2 separate regions of the Homo sapiens genome follow, and region 2 is linked to region 1. A link is a loop called in an ENCODE intact Hi-C map of the cell type or tissue named here. Cell type or tissue: B cell. All regions are shown on one strand. Links, peaks and the distances in the headings refer to the core of each region. The heading gives the core; the rest is flanking DNA.

What was found. Hi-C counts contacts between places; a loop is a spot of excess contacts. Peaks named below come from ENCODE experiments on the same cell type or tissue, not always from the same donor. Only the 100,000 strongest peaks of a DNase experiment are listed, where the experiment ranks them.
Region 2: it touches region 1 in a loop (2.8-fold over the local background); 5 of 110 quality-filtered maps call a loop at or near these places.

What each region holds. Positions count from the first base shown.
Region 1 is chr10:62,163,580-62,171,510 of GRCh38, forward strand. No RefSeq gene overlaps it. Among named protein-coding and RNA genes, the nearest start is that of LINC02621, 92 kb to the right of the region's middle. RefSeq lists an enhancer at 3,128-3,257. In B cell, for the core only: no CTCF peak of the experiment used is centred there; a DNase peak (open chromatin) is centred at 3,402; H3K4me3 peaks cover 871 bases; H3K27ac peaks cover 435 bases.
Region 2 is chr10:62,108,186-62,113,185 of GRCh38, forward strand. No RefSeq gene overlaps it. Among named protein-coding and RNA genes, the nearest start is that of LINC02621, 150 kb to the right of the region's middle. RefSeq lists enhancers at 1,567-1,616, 1,647-1,716. In B cell, for the core only: no CTCF peak of the experiment used is centred there; DNase peaks (open chromatin) are centred at 83, 1,246 and 1,896; H3K4me3 peaks cover 819 bases; H3K27ac peaks cover 2,611 bases.

The sequences.
Region 1 (7,931 bases), core at 1,393-6,392:
GGAATATTTTTGTAATTTTGGCATTTCCTTCTAGGCAGATGATGCCTGGAATTTTTATTTAAAAAAGAAGATTAGTATCTTTTTCTACATAAATATGAAAAATTGAAAAAACACTTTAATCTAAGCTGTAAGACAAATAATACTCTGAAAAAATATTGCAAATATATGATAAACAAAAAGACCAAACCTGATATATATATATATATAACATTTATTTAGTTTTGAGAAAGGGTCTCGCTTTTTCGCCCATGCTTGAGTGCAGTGGCATGATCTCGGCTCATTGCAACCTCCACCTCCCGGGTTCAAGCTATTCTCCTACCGCAGCCTCCCAAGTAGCTGGGATTACAGGCTTGTACCACCAAACCCAGCTAATTTTTGTATTTTTAATAGAGACGGGGTTTCACTGTGTTTGTCAGGCTGGTCTCGAACTCCTGACCTCAAATGATCCGCCCACCTTGGCCTCCCAAAGGGCTGGGATTACAGGCGTGAGCCACCATGCCTAGCCCTCATAATATATTTTTGAAATTTCTGTAAATTAACAAAAATGCCAAACTACCAATTAGAATAAGAAAAGAGATACAAATATGCAATTCACAGAAAAATAAATGCAAATGGAAATGAACAAATAAATCACTGCACAATCACACTCAAAGCCAAAGGTGTACAAATTAAAAAACAACGGCTAAAAAAATTAAACTCATAGAGATAGGAGTAGAAACATGGTTGCCAGAGACTAGGAAGGGTGGGACTCGGTAGGGATAAAGAGGGGATGGTTAATGGTATTAACCCAGCCTGGGCAACAGCGCGAGACTCCATCTCAAAAAAAAGAAAAATACAGTTAGATAGAATGAATAAGATATAGTATTCAATAGCACCATAGGGTGACTATAGTTAAGAATAATTTATTGTATATTTTAAAATGAGTAAAACAGTGGAATTGGAATGTTCCTAACACAAAGAAATGATACATGCCTAAGGTGATGGATACCCTAATTACCCTGATTTTTTGATCATTACGCATTGTATGCCTGTATCAAAACATGACATGTACCCCACAAATATGTACAACTATGTATCTATAACACTTCAAAAAATAGGGAATATCACATTTAAAGAAGAAATTAGCAAATATTAAAATGTTTGAAAAAATGTCAAGTGAGAAAACTCAAGATATTATTGGCATATGGATGGTAGTGTAAACGTTAAGCTTTTTGGGAGAGAACTCTGGCAGTAGCTATTCTAACAGCAAATGCATATTCCATTTGTTCTAGAAATTACAGGGGGAGTTATCATGTCCCCAATATTCAAGAACCTAGAACGAGTACACATTTCCCCGCTGGGTCAATTCTGCATGTCAGTCTGGTATTCAGACTCCACCATAACACAGGCCCACCTACTCGTTCAGTGCAACTTCCCCACACCAACCTGTCACCCCAAGCCTGTCAGGTCCCAAACAGCACACCTCCCACCCCCAGGCCTTTGCTCATGCTGTTTCATCTTCTCGAAGGACCTTCCCTCCTTGCTTTTCACGTCTCCCTACCTGCTTCAAGGCCCAGCCCAAGCTCCATCTCCACCAGGATGCCAGGTCCTTAGCACAGTCCCTGATATTAAGTAAGGACTCAATAAACGCAATATTTTGTTACTTTAATATTACTAACACTTACACATTTACTCTCTCAGGTTGCTCCCTAATTCTTTGGGGTATGTTTTCTTTACAATTAGGTTGAAAGTTTCTTGAAGACAAGAAATACTTTGGGCTTTCCATGTAAAGACAGTATAGTTTCCAGAGCTTTAACATCACACAGACCTTGGTTGTCCCTCGATCTGCCTTTTTCTTTCCTTTTTTTTTTTTTTTTTTTTGAGACGGAGTCTCGCTCTGTTGCCCAGGCTGGAGTGCAGTGGCGCGACCTCCGCTCACTGCAAGCTCCGCCTCCCAGGTTCACGCCATTCTCCTGTCTCAGCCTCCGGAGTAGCTGGGACTACAGGCGCCCGCCACCACGCCCGGCTAATTTTTTGTATTTTTAGTAAAGACGGGGGTTTCACCATATTAGCCAGGATGGTCTCGATCTCCTGACCTCGTGATCCGCCCGCCTTGGCCTCCCAAAGTGCTGGGATTACAGGCGTGAGCAACCATGCCGGGCCTGATATGCCTTTTTCTACTGATGGTTAGTTATTTCACCTGTAGGCACTAGCCCATAATACCTGCTAAATGCATTGTTACTAGGATGATTACAGCCGTTTACCTGCTCTCTGTATCATGGTTCCCCAGTCCCATCAATGCCAAAATAGAATCAAACTCATGGAAAGTATTCAGCAAACTCTTATTGGAAGTTGATCAGCTAGAGGTCCAAATTGTCACGCATTCTATCAAATACGCTTTAAATGACATTTTGTGTGTGTGGTGCACGTGTGTGTGTGTTTTCACTCATTCATTCATTCATTCATTCATTCATTTAACTAAGAAGAACTCTTCTTTGCCTTTAAGTGGGCTAGTGACTATTCTCAGTTTAGAACTAGCCAAAGAATCAATCTTGACCCAGTTGCTAGGAAACCCTGTCTTTGGAAAGAAGTTAAGAATCAATTTCCCCATGCTTTAAAGAACATGTATTTAAGTAAATTACTTCCTCAGAAATATTGATTCATTCCAAAAGCATTTAAATAATATGAAAAACAAGAGGGTTTTTATGTGGAAGCTGTATCTTGACAGTAAAGTAGATGTGCACTTAAGAAAATATATTTACACAGATAATCTACATCTTGTTCAAGAGAGAAAATAGACTTTAATGTAGTAATAGGACTATTTATGTAATGAACTCTCATGGGCTCTTGCATAAATCATGATTCCTGGGTTGTGTGAATGTTTTTATGTGCCTTTGTGAACTTTCATAAGACTTTGGTTATGTGATTATATCAAAGGCTGAATTTATATTAGCAAATGAAGCATTGTGAAGACATGAAGACATTTTCTAATGGAAACATCATAACCAGAAGCACATTTTCCCAAAAGATGTGTTTTGAAAAATGCTAAATCATTTTAATGGTCTCAATGTCTTGCAAAGGATTCTCTTGGTCAGCAGCTGGCTTCACATGCAATCTCGGACATCAGCAAGCCCTGCTCCAAAGAGGGATGCCAGCCAGCCTGTGAAATGTTTCTGCAAGAACTTTTGGCTGCCTTAACCGCCTAAAGCAAATGTTTGTTTGCTGCAGTACGAGAATCAAATGCTTTTGTGTGAAAACACTTGCTAGAGAAACAAATGTTTGTTTTGGTAATCGACATTTGGACTGTTGGAACATTACCACTTAAGATATTGGTTTGAGAAATATACATTTAATTTGGAAAGCACCAGTCAGGATCAAGCATGTAACACAAATCTAGGCTGTAAGGAAATGAGGTTGAAATTGGACCCAACATTTTCACTTCCCCTTGTCAGTTCTGACTAAGAAAATGGTTCCTTGATTTACATATTGCCTTATAATGTTACTGAGCAGCAGCATAAAAGAAAAAAAACTGATTTACTTCCTTCTGGAAGAGTATGACTTATAAATTATCAAAGAGAGCAGCAAGAGTGTATTTATCTAGTATTAATATTTAAATGCCATTTTCCTATTGAATGTACCACATGCTCCATATTAGTCTTTTAGATTAGACTTAGTACAAATTGATGTTTCCTAAATGGAAGATTTCTCCTTACAGTTCACTTTTGATTATCCATGCTAACTGGCAGGAGGAAAGGTACAGACACTCCAAAACAGCAGGAGATACAGAAATAAGCTTTGGCTTCTGAAAGCATTAAATTTTTTAGTAGCAAAAAGAAACTAATTACATTTTAAGGGAGAGAGATACAAGGAAGTTTGTGTGGCAAGAGTGTCATTTATACATTAAACATATTATATTTGGTCGTAGATAATCCATAATTAGGAAGTCAAAATATACTATACTGATGTCGAGGCTGATTGCTAGAGCAAAAAGGATTTTAATTTAAAAGTTTCTTTTTTTCTATACATTTTAAACTATATTTTTTGCTTGATGAAAGCCAGAAGCATATGTAAATGCATCTGATTTTTTTTTACCATTATGTTTGAGTTTTTCTCTTTCGTGAAAATAAATTGAGGATCTAGGTTCACCTGAAAATGTATGAGCTGAAACCTATAATCAAATCAATACATAAATAATAATACAATACAATTATAGCTTGAATTCTTTGTTGCTGGCCTTAGCCCTATTTGGTCTTTAGCTTAAAAGAGACTATATTTTGAAATGGAAAAGAGAGATCAGTTCAAAATAGCCAAATGTAAGAATTATTCATTAGAACATCGAGAAACATGACTTTGTATCCTGAATCCACCCACTACTGTTTCCATTTGTAAATTTCATTATTCTGTTAAAAAAGATAAGTGATATAATGCATGTATATTTGAAGTAGTACTTTGAACTCCCCAGAACTTAATAATTCAAAGTATTACAGTAAATTCTCATTTATTCTGAATCCAAACTACCAGAAAGCTGAAATAATGAGAATTTTTTGTACAATTTATAAAATGGTAATGTCCCTGGAGCATTACAAGATTCTAAATTCCTTTGAACAGTCACAGAAAGATTAAATTTTGTTCAGCATAATTTTCTGGTAAGAATGTTTGATAGAGTTCTAATTCTTTGAAGATAGTAATTAATCCATGTGTAGCCTATGGTAATTCTTTTTTAACTTCAATATAAAAATAGTATCTTTGCATTTCCAGAAAACCTTGGTCTTGTATTTCTAGCTGATAAGACCCTAAAATGTATGGCACATCATAAACCTTACAAAGGTTGAGAACAGATCACATATGTCCTACCTTACCATATTTTAGTTTATTTTTATGTTTTTTAGAGATAGGGTCATGCTCTGTTGCCCAGGCTGAAGCGCAGTGGCATGATAGCTCACTGCAGCCGCGACTGCCCGGGATCAAAGGATCCTCCTACCTCAGCTTCCCAAGTAGCTGAGATTAGAGATGAGTGCCACCAAGCCAGGCTATTTTTTTTTTTTCTGCTATGTGGCCAAGTCCGGTCTTAAACTCCTAGACTTAAGCGATCCTCCTGGCATGGTCTCCCAAAGGTCTGCGATTACGGGTGTGAGCAACGGCAGCAGGCAGGCAGGTGGTACCTAACTATAAGTGATTCAATGTGGTTGCAAGTAAAAGAAACCCACTCAAACTGGCTAAAGGAAAAGATAATATTTAGTAACGTGACACTGGGCTCTTTTATAGAACTCAAGCCCATCTTCAGGCATAAACTAGAACCAAAGAATGGAGATCTGGGAAACCCTAGAAATTTGTGCTTTTCTGTCTGTCTCTCATCTTTTCCCCTCTTCGTGTATCTGCTTTATTCTCTTCACAGTCTTCAAACCAACTTCCCCTCTTGTTCTCTCCACTACGTGGGAAGTTGGACCCTTTATGTAATTTACATCATACACTATGGGGTCAGGCTTTAGATAGACATTAACACGCTTTTGACCCTACTTGAATTGTAAGGGGAGAGTAAGATAGGCCCTGCTGGGGTCAAAATCCACACCCCATACCGCTACCCATTAACCCTTCTATCCCTCAATACACTGATCCAGGGAGGAGAGGAAGGATGATAGCCTAGGTAAAACAATAACCTAGGCTATCCTCCAATATCCTTCATGGATAGAGGGAGAAAGAGCAGTTATCAGAGAAAAGGAATCAGTGTGAGCTGAGAATCTACCAACAGTTCTCACACTTGTTTTTCTCGGAATCCCTTTATAGTCTTAAAAATTACTGAGGACCCTGAAAAGCATGGGGTTATAGTTACCAACATTTACCATATTAGAAATTAAAACTGAGAAATTTAAAACCATTTAATTTTAATCCATTAAAAATAATAAACCCATGATGTTAATACTGAGATAATTTTTTATTTTTTGAGATGGGGTCTCGCTCTGTCACCCAGTCTGGAGTGCAGTGGCGCGATCTCAGCTCATTGCAACACCAGGGTTCAAGCGATTCTCCTGCCTCAGCCTCCTGAGTAGCTGGGACTACAGGCACGCGCCACCATGTCTGGCTAATTTTTTGTATTTTTAGTAGAGACGGAGTTTCACCATGTTAGCCAGGATGGTCTTGACCTCCTGACCTCATGATCCGCCCACCTCGGCCTCCCAAATGCTGGGATTACAGGCGTGAGCCACTGCGCCTGGCTTGATATAAATTTTATTTAAAATAAATATATTTGGCTGGGTGTGATGGCTTATGCCTATAATCCCAGCACTTTGGGAGGCCGAGGTGGGTGGATCACCTAAGGTTAGGAGTTCGAGACCAACATGGCCAACATGGTGAAACCCTGTCTCTACTAAAAATACAAAAATTAGCAGGGTGTGGTGGTGCATGCCTGTAATCTCAGCTGCTTGGGAGGCTGAGGCAAGAGAATCACTTGAACCTAGGAGGCGGAGGTTGCAGTGAGCCTAGATCTTGCCACTGCACTCTAGAATGGGCAACAGAGCAAGACTCCGTTTCAGGAAAAAAATAAAAATAAAATATATATATATATATATATATATATATATATATATATATAATAAACATAAATATTTTCCAAAATAAAAAGAAATTAGTGAGAAAAGTAGCACTGTTTTACAGTTTTGCAAGTTTCTTTAATGAGTGGCTTGATAAGAAATAGCTGTACTCTCATATCTGCTTTTGCATTTACTCTGTTGTGATATGTTATTTTGGCTGAATATATTTAGAAAACTGGTTTTACACAGATATGCATTTGGGAAAGGGAGGAGTATTTTAGTAGCCTTTTCATATAATCATAGATATTCTTTTTTGTTACTATACCAAAGTCTGACAAATAATAGTTGTAATACAGAATCTGAGATCATATCAACTAACATTTTGTACTCTGTTACAGTAGTATCCATTGGTTTATCTTGCACTTTTATTCAGGCATGATCATGCACTGGCCATTTGGAAAATATTGGCTGACTGAGTTATAGAGATTTTCCAAATGTTGATACATTTTATTATGCGACGTAAAAAATCATATTTTCTAATATCACTATCAATTTATCAGAAGAGTTTTTAAGTATTAGGAAGCTGTCACATTCATGGTGACAGATACAAGTTTTCTAAAGTTCTAATTTTCACTTGAAAGAATACATTTTAGCATTGGCAACAAATACTGTCAATTTTATGTCTTATGACAGGCTGACTTCATTCATTTTTTAAAAAATGTCTGCCAAATATCCAAGTATAAATAGCCATAAGTTGTCTGTCAGTTGCACCTTCAAGTAAAAGTAAGTTTCTATTTTTTTTTTTAAAGGAGGTTAGTTGCGCTCACAACTCAGGCAACCACACAAGTGCTTCTCCTTGAAACAATTGTTCTTTGGTATGCAGAAGAAATACTTATGCATACTTCCTCTTTCACCACACAGAATATTAAAAACATGTAATCAAGGGTTACTGTTCAATAAAATTAATGATTTTTAACTGTTCCATCAAGGATATTAAATAAAACTGTCTTTTTCTTTCCCTTTGAGTGCACTTCAGTGAAGAATATGACTACTAATATAGCCTTGGCGTTTCTGCTAAGGCACCAAAAGTTTTATCCAATATAGCCTTTTTATCATCAGTGCAAATGTCAACATAATGAAGAATGCAAGTGACTTTTTTTTTTTTTTTGATACGGAGTCTCGCTCTGTCGCCCAGGTTGGGGTGCAGTGCCGCGATCTCCACTCACCGCAAGCTCCGCCTCCCGGGTTCACACCACTCTCCTGCCTCAGACTCCTGAGTAGCTGGGACTACAGGTGCCTGCCACCATGCCCGGATAATTTTTTGTATTTTTTAGTAGAGACGGGGTTTCAGCGTGTTAGCCAGGATGGTCTCGATCTCCTGACCTCGTGATCCACCCGCCTCGGCCTCCCAATCTTTTTAGTGCT
Region 2 (5,000 bases), core at 1-5,000, 57 kb before region 1:
CTCAACTTCCCAGGCTCAAGGGATCTTCCCACCTCAGCCTCCAGCTGAGAACTACAGGTGCATACCACCACGCCTGGCTAATTTTTTGTATTTTTTTTTTAGAGCGGGGGTTTCACCATGTTGCCCAGTCTGGTCTCAAATTTCTGAGCTCAAGTGATTCACCTGCCTCAGCATCCCAAAGTGTTGGGATTACAGGCGTGAGCCACTGCACCCAGACTTTTTCTTCTTTAAATGTCTATAGTTTATAAAAAATAAAAGTAAAAAATAAAAATAAAAAATAAAATAAAATAAAAAGTGGGAGAGCCAGGCGTGGTTGCGCATACCTGTAGTTCCAGCTACAGAGGAGGCTAAGGCTTGTGGCCAGGAGTTTAAGACTGTAGTACATGCCTGTGAATAGCCACTGCACTCCAGCCTGGGCAACATAGCAAGATCCTGCCTCTAGAGAAAAAAAAAGTGTGGAAGAGGCAGCAATAAAGAAAAAGATACCAGATAATGTTTTGACCAAAAAGATTTAAGTTCAAATGGTGGCCTGTCCAACACTGCTAGGGTCCCAGGAAGAGCTATTTCTAGAGCAGGAGACTTTCCATCAGCTCACAGATCCCCCCACTTGCCACCCATAATAATGGTTCCCCCATATGTAGCCATCAGAGAGCTTGGCTTCAGCATCAAGAGAGTTAAAATGAATGAAAGGAAATCAGGCTTAAAAGAGAATGTCATTATGATTTGTGCAAGCATTTCCTCTCTATAGATAAAGTGGAGTGAGATGGCAAAAACAGATACAGGCTCACCTCATGCTTTTCCTCCCCTCTGCTTAGTTGGGCAGACTGAGATGGCTTATATCCCTCCTACCTTCTTATGAACCCTGCATGTCCCAGGGGCCTAACCATGCAGCAGCCTTCAGCTGCATGACTCCAGGACCTGCAGGACCCCAGGAATGTGTCCTATGATCCTGGCTGAGTTTTCTCCCATCTGTCACCCATCTCCTAAGCTCTTCCTCTCCCATGGCCTTCTTGGGAAGTTCTTTCCAGTCAATCTTTACTGGTCATTCCTTGAGGCCAGCTTAGCCTCAGGCAGGGTGCAAGAGATGGTAAAACCAGTTTCTACACTTACAGAACTGCTGGATGCTTCTGAAGAGTCTCAGAAAACAATTAGGCAGCCATGTGAAAGTAAAGAGGTAAAGAATTTCAGCCAAGTAAGATGAAGCAGGTGTTGTTGGTTGGCTGACCCAATCTCCAACTCATCTCTTCTTTATCCATACAGCAAGGGGCTCCCCCACAACACCATTTGGGCAAAGAAATAAAAGCAGAAGTATCTGTGAGACTCCTAAAAAAGACCTTTAAAAAGGACAAATCCAACTGGCATGTTCTTTTGGCCTTTTGCTCCTTCCCTGTTTTTCTTCTTTTGGGAATGTGGCCATGAGGCTGCAGGTGGAGTCGCCATCTTACAACCAGTGGCAACATGTCTGAGGGTGAAAGTAACATGCTAAGGAGGGCACAGTGGAACAGAGCAAAGCTGAGTCTCCCCTGACATCCCTGGGCCACTACACTAGGCCTGATGATGCTCATCTACATGTTTCATTATGTGAGAAAAATAAGCTTCCCATTTGTTTAAGGTGCTATTAATGGGATGTTCTGTCATTTGCAGCCAAATCTGCTATTAAATGGTTAACATGGTGTTAAGAGGAAGTGGCTCTGATATAACAGAAAGTGCATGGGCTTTGGAATTGCATGATTTGGCTTCAAATTCTAGTACTGTGACTTATATACCAGGGTAAGTTATCACTTAACTTTTCTGGGTCCTTGTCTCCATAAGTAAAAAAATAGGGCTAATAAAGCTACTCAAACAGATGTCTGCAGTATCCATAGAAAGGGGAAGTGAAAGTAACTGTATATAATAAGTTCCAGCTCAATAAATATCTGATACAACTTTGTTGAGAATGTGGAAGGACATTGAGGAAGTGAGGCTTAGCTGGAATACAAATAAAGCAAGAGGAGGCAAAATGTAATTCAGAAGAAGTAGAGTATGGGAAAAGATTGAGAAATTTCAACAAAAAGGTGTAGTAGGCAAATCATCTTGTCTCTTTAAATAGACCTGAAATCTAGTCTCCCATAGAAACCTCAGGCCGAATGCAACTGTGGCCCAGAAGAATGAGAGAAGAAGGTATCCTTTAGCCCAGGGCTGGAAACCCTCCAGAGAATTCCCAACACCAAAAAGGAAAGAAATATCCTCATTAACATTTCCCTTCTCGTCTTCCTTGTTCCTTTTTCTGCTTTTCCTCCCTCCCTTCCTTTTTTCCTTTTTCCTTCTTTCCTAGATCAAAATTATTTCAAAACCATGGAAGGCAGACACAGTTTGTTCTGACTCACAGTGGATAGAAGATAGGGCCTGGATTTTACACCTTCTAATCTATTTTAGACACAAAGAAAATTTCTGCATTCTCCTATTCCCTCCCGCAAAGAAAAGGCATCACAATGTAGCCCCTGGATGTCAAATAAAGAGTCAGGAGCCCTCGGTCCTGCTCTGTGTATGTTCTTGGATGGTCTCCTAACCTCCAAATTTCAATTTTCTCATTTATCAATTGGGAGTATGAGGAAGGGGGCGGGCAATAGGGGAGGAGCTACCTAGGTAAGCTCTCAAGTTCCTTAACTTCTATTTATTAGCTTCTTGCAGTCCCTGGGGCGATAAGAGAAGGTTAAATTTCTCATTAATCCTATAAATATCTATGGAGCACCAACCCTGTACCAGGAACTGGTTTAACCACCGGAAATACTACTATGAAAGAAATAGATGGCATCCTATATCTTGATGAAGGAGACAGAAAATAAACACACAAACAAAGAAATTGGACAATTTCAGAGAAGCAGTGAAGAAGAAAATACAACTAAGTGATGGAATAGACTGACTGGGAATGAGGGAGCTACTTGAAAAGAGATGGGTCAGGGAAAGTCCTCAATGCGATGTAAACTTTGTGCTTAGCTGAAATGAAGTGCCAGCCTTGCCCCTCTCCTGGCAGGACTCCGGCCTGATCTTTGGGTACTCAGACTCATTCTCAGTGCAAACTTGTTTCTTTGAGCCTCTTGGTTCCTGAACAATATCCCCAGTCTATGATCTTAATGGGCTCACACTATGGGTCTACATGGCCCATTGGAATATTCAAAGTGGGTACAGTCAATCCCCACAGTGGCCAAAGGAGAAAATAAGGAAGCCAGGAGCTGTGCAAGCCAGTCCAGGAAGACAGGCAGAATATAATGCATTTCTGTTTAATCTACTTTTTATCTCATCTTTTTGATTTTTTTAAGTGGGGATAGGGTTTTCTTTACAATGAATATGATATATTGCGTGCATAACAATAATAGTGTATACGTAACAGTGCTTGCTGGTACTTAGACATTGTTCAAAGTGCTCACATGTATGAACTCATTTAATTTTCATGACAACTTTATGAGGTACATACTGATATTTTCCCCATTTTACAGACGAAGGAACAGAGGCACTGCCAAGTAAGTGATTTGCCCAGCTTGTGAGTTGCAGAGCTGGGACTTGGAGCTAGGTAGTCTGATACCACAGTAACTTCTTTTAACCAATTATGCTGTGCACCTTCATGTATGAAATGTGTTTGTTTTAAAGGATATCTGTAGTTTACTGGAGATTCAAGTCCAAAATTTTTAGAACTCTTTTTTCAAAAATACTGGTGAGTGTGACAGTGTCCACAAAGTCAGACAGACCCAGGTTTCAATCCCTATTAAAAAAAAAATATTGGCCAGGCGCAGTGGCTCACACCTGTAATCCCAGCACTTTGGGAGGTCGAGGCGGGCAGATCATGAGGTCAGGAGATCGAGACCATCCTGGCTAACACGGTGAAACCCCATCTCTACTAAAAATACAAAAAATTAGCCGGGCGTGGTGGCGGTCGCCTGTAGTCCCAGCTACTCGGCAGGCTGAGGCAGGAGAATGGCGGGAACCTGGGAGGTGGAGGTTGCAGTGAGCCGAGATTGCGCCACTGCACTCCAGCCTGGGCGACAGAGCGAGACTCCATCTCAAAAAAATATATATATATATATATATATTCATGACATTTGTTAAAGACAGTAAGCCAGACTATTCAAGGGAGACTACTACAATGGAATTTTGCCAGGGGGGAGAGATTGGCCTCAACTCTGAATACAACAATGAAAAGTAGAGATTTATAGCCAAGGGGCAGGGTAGGGTCAGTGGATGGAAAATTACTAACAGTAAACATTTTATAAGGGTAAACAAGGGGTAAGGCAGATTCTGGCTAAACCTACTTGACAAGCTTCTTGCTGAAGGAAGGCCAGGGTGAAAAAATATCCAGAGATGGGGATGAGGAATTTCATCAGATATCAAGGGTGGGGGATATTTGCTAAACTGACCCAACAGGATTCTTACTAAAACTGGACTAAATAGGCCAAGGACAAAGCCTTCAGGGTGAGGCCTCATCAAAAAGATGACTCAGAGGAGCCTGATTAAAGTTTGGTTAAGGAGAGAATCTTGGTTATCCCCAACATTGTTGCCTCCTAGCTGTGTAAACTTGAGTGGGTTAACTAACCTCTCTGAGCTTCAGATTTCTCATCTTGAAAGTAGATATTATACTATCTCCCCTACACATTGTAAGGACTAAATGAAATAATGCTCAATAACTACAGGTTGAATGTCTCTAATCAAAAAACCTAAAATCCAAAATACTCCAAACTCCGAAACCTTTTGAACACTGACATGATACTCAAAGGAAATGCTCGTTGAAGTATTTCAGATTTCGAATTCTTTGGATTTGGGATGCAGAATCAGAACGTATATGTAATGTAAATATTCCAAAATCTGAAACATTTCTGGTCCCAAACATTTCAGATATGGGATACTCAACCTGTACTTAGCACATGGTCTGATCTAGTAAGCATTACCAATATCACTGTTAATGTGAAAGCTCTTGCCAGGGAATCAAGTCATTCCTGATGAAACCGAGCACTTGAAACTCTTAAATG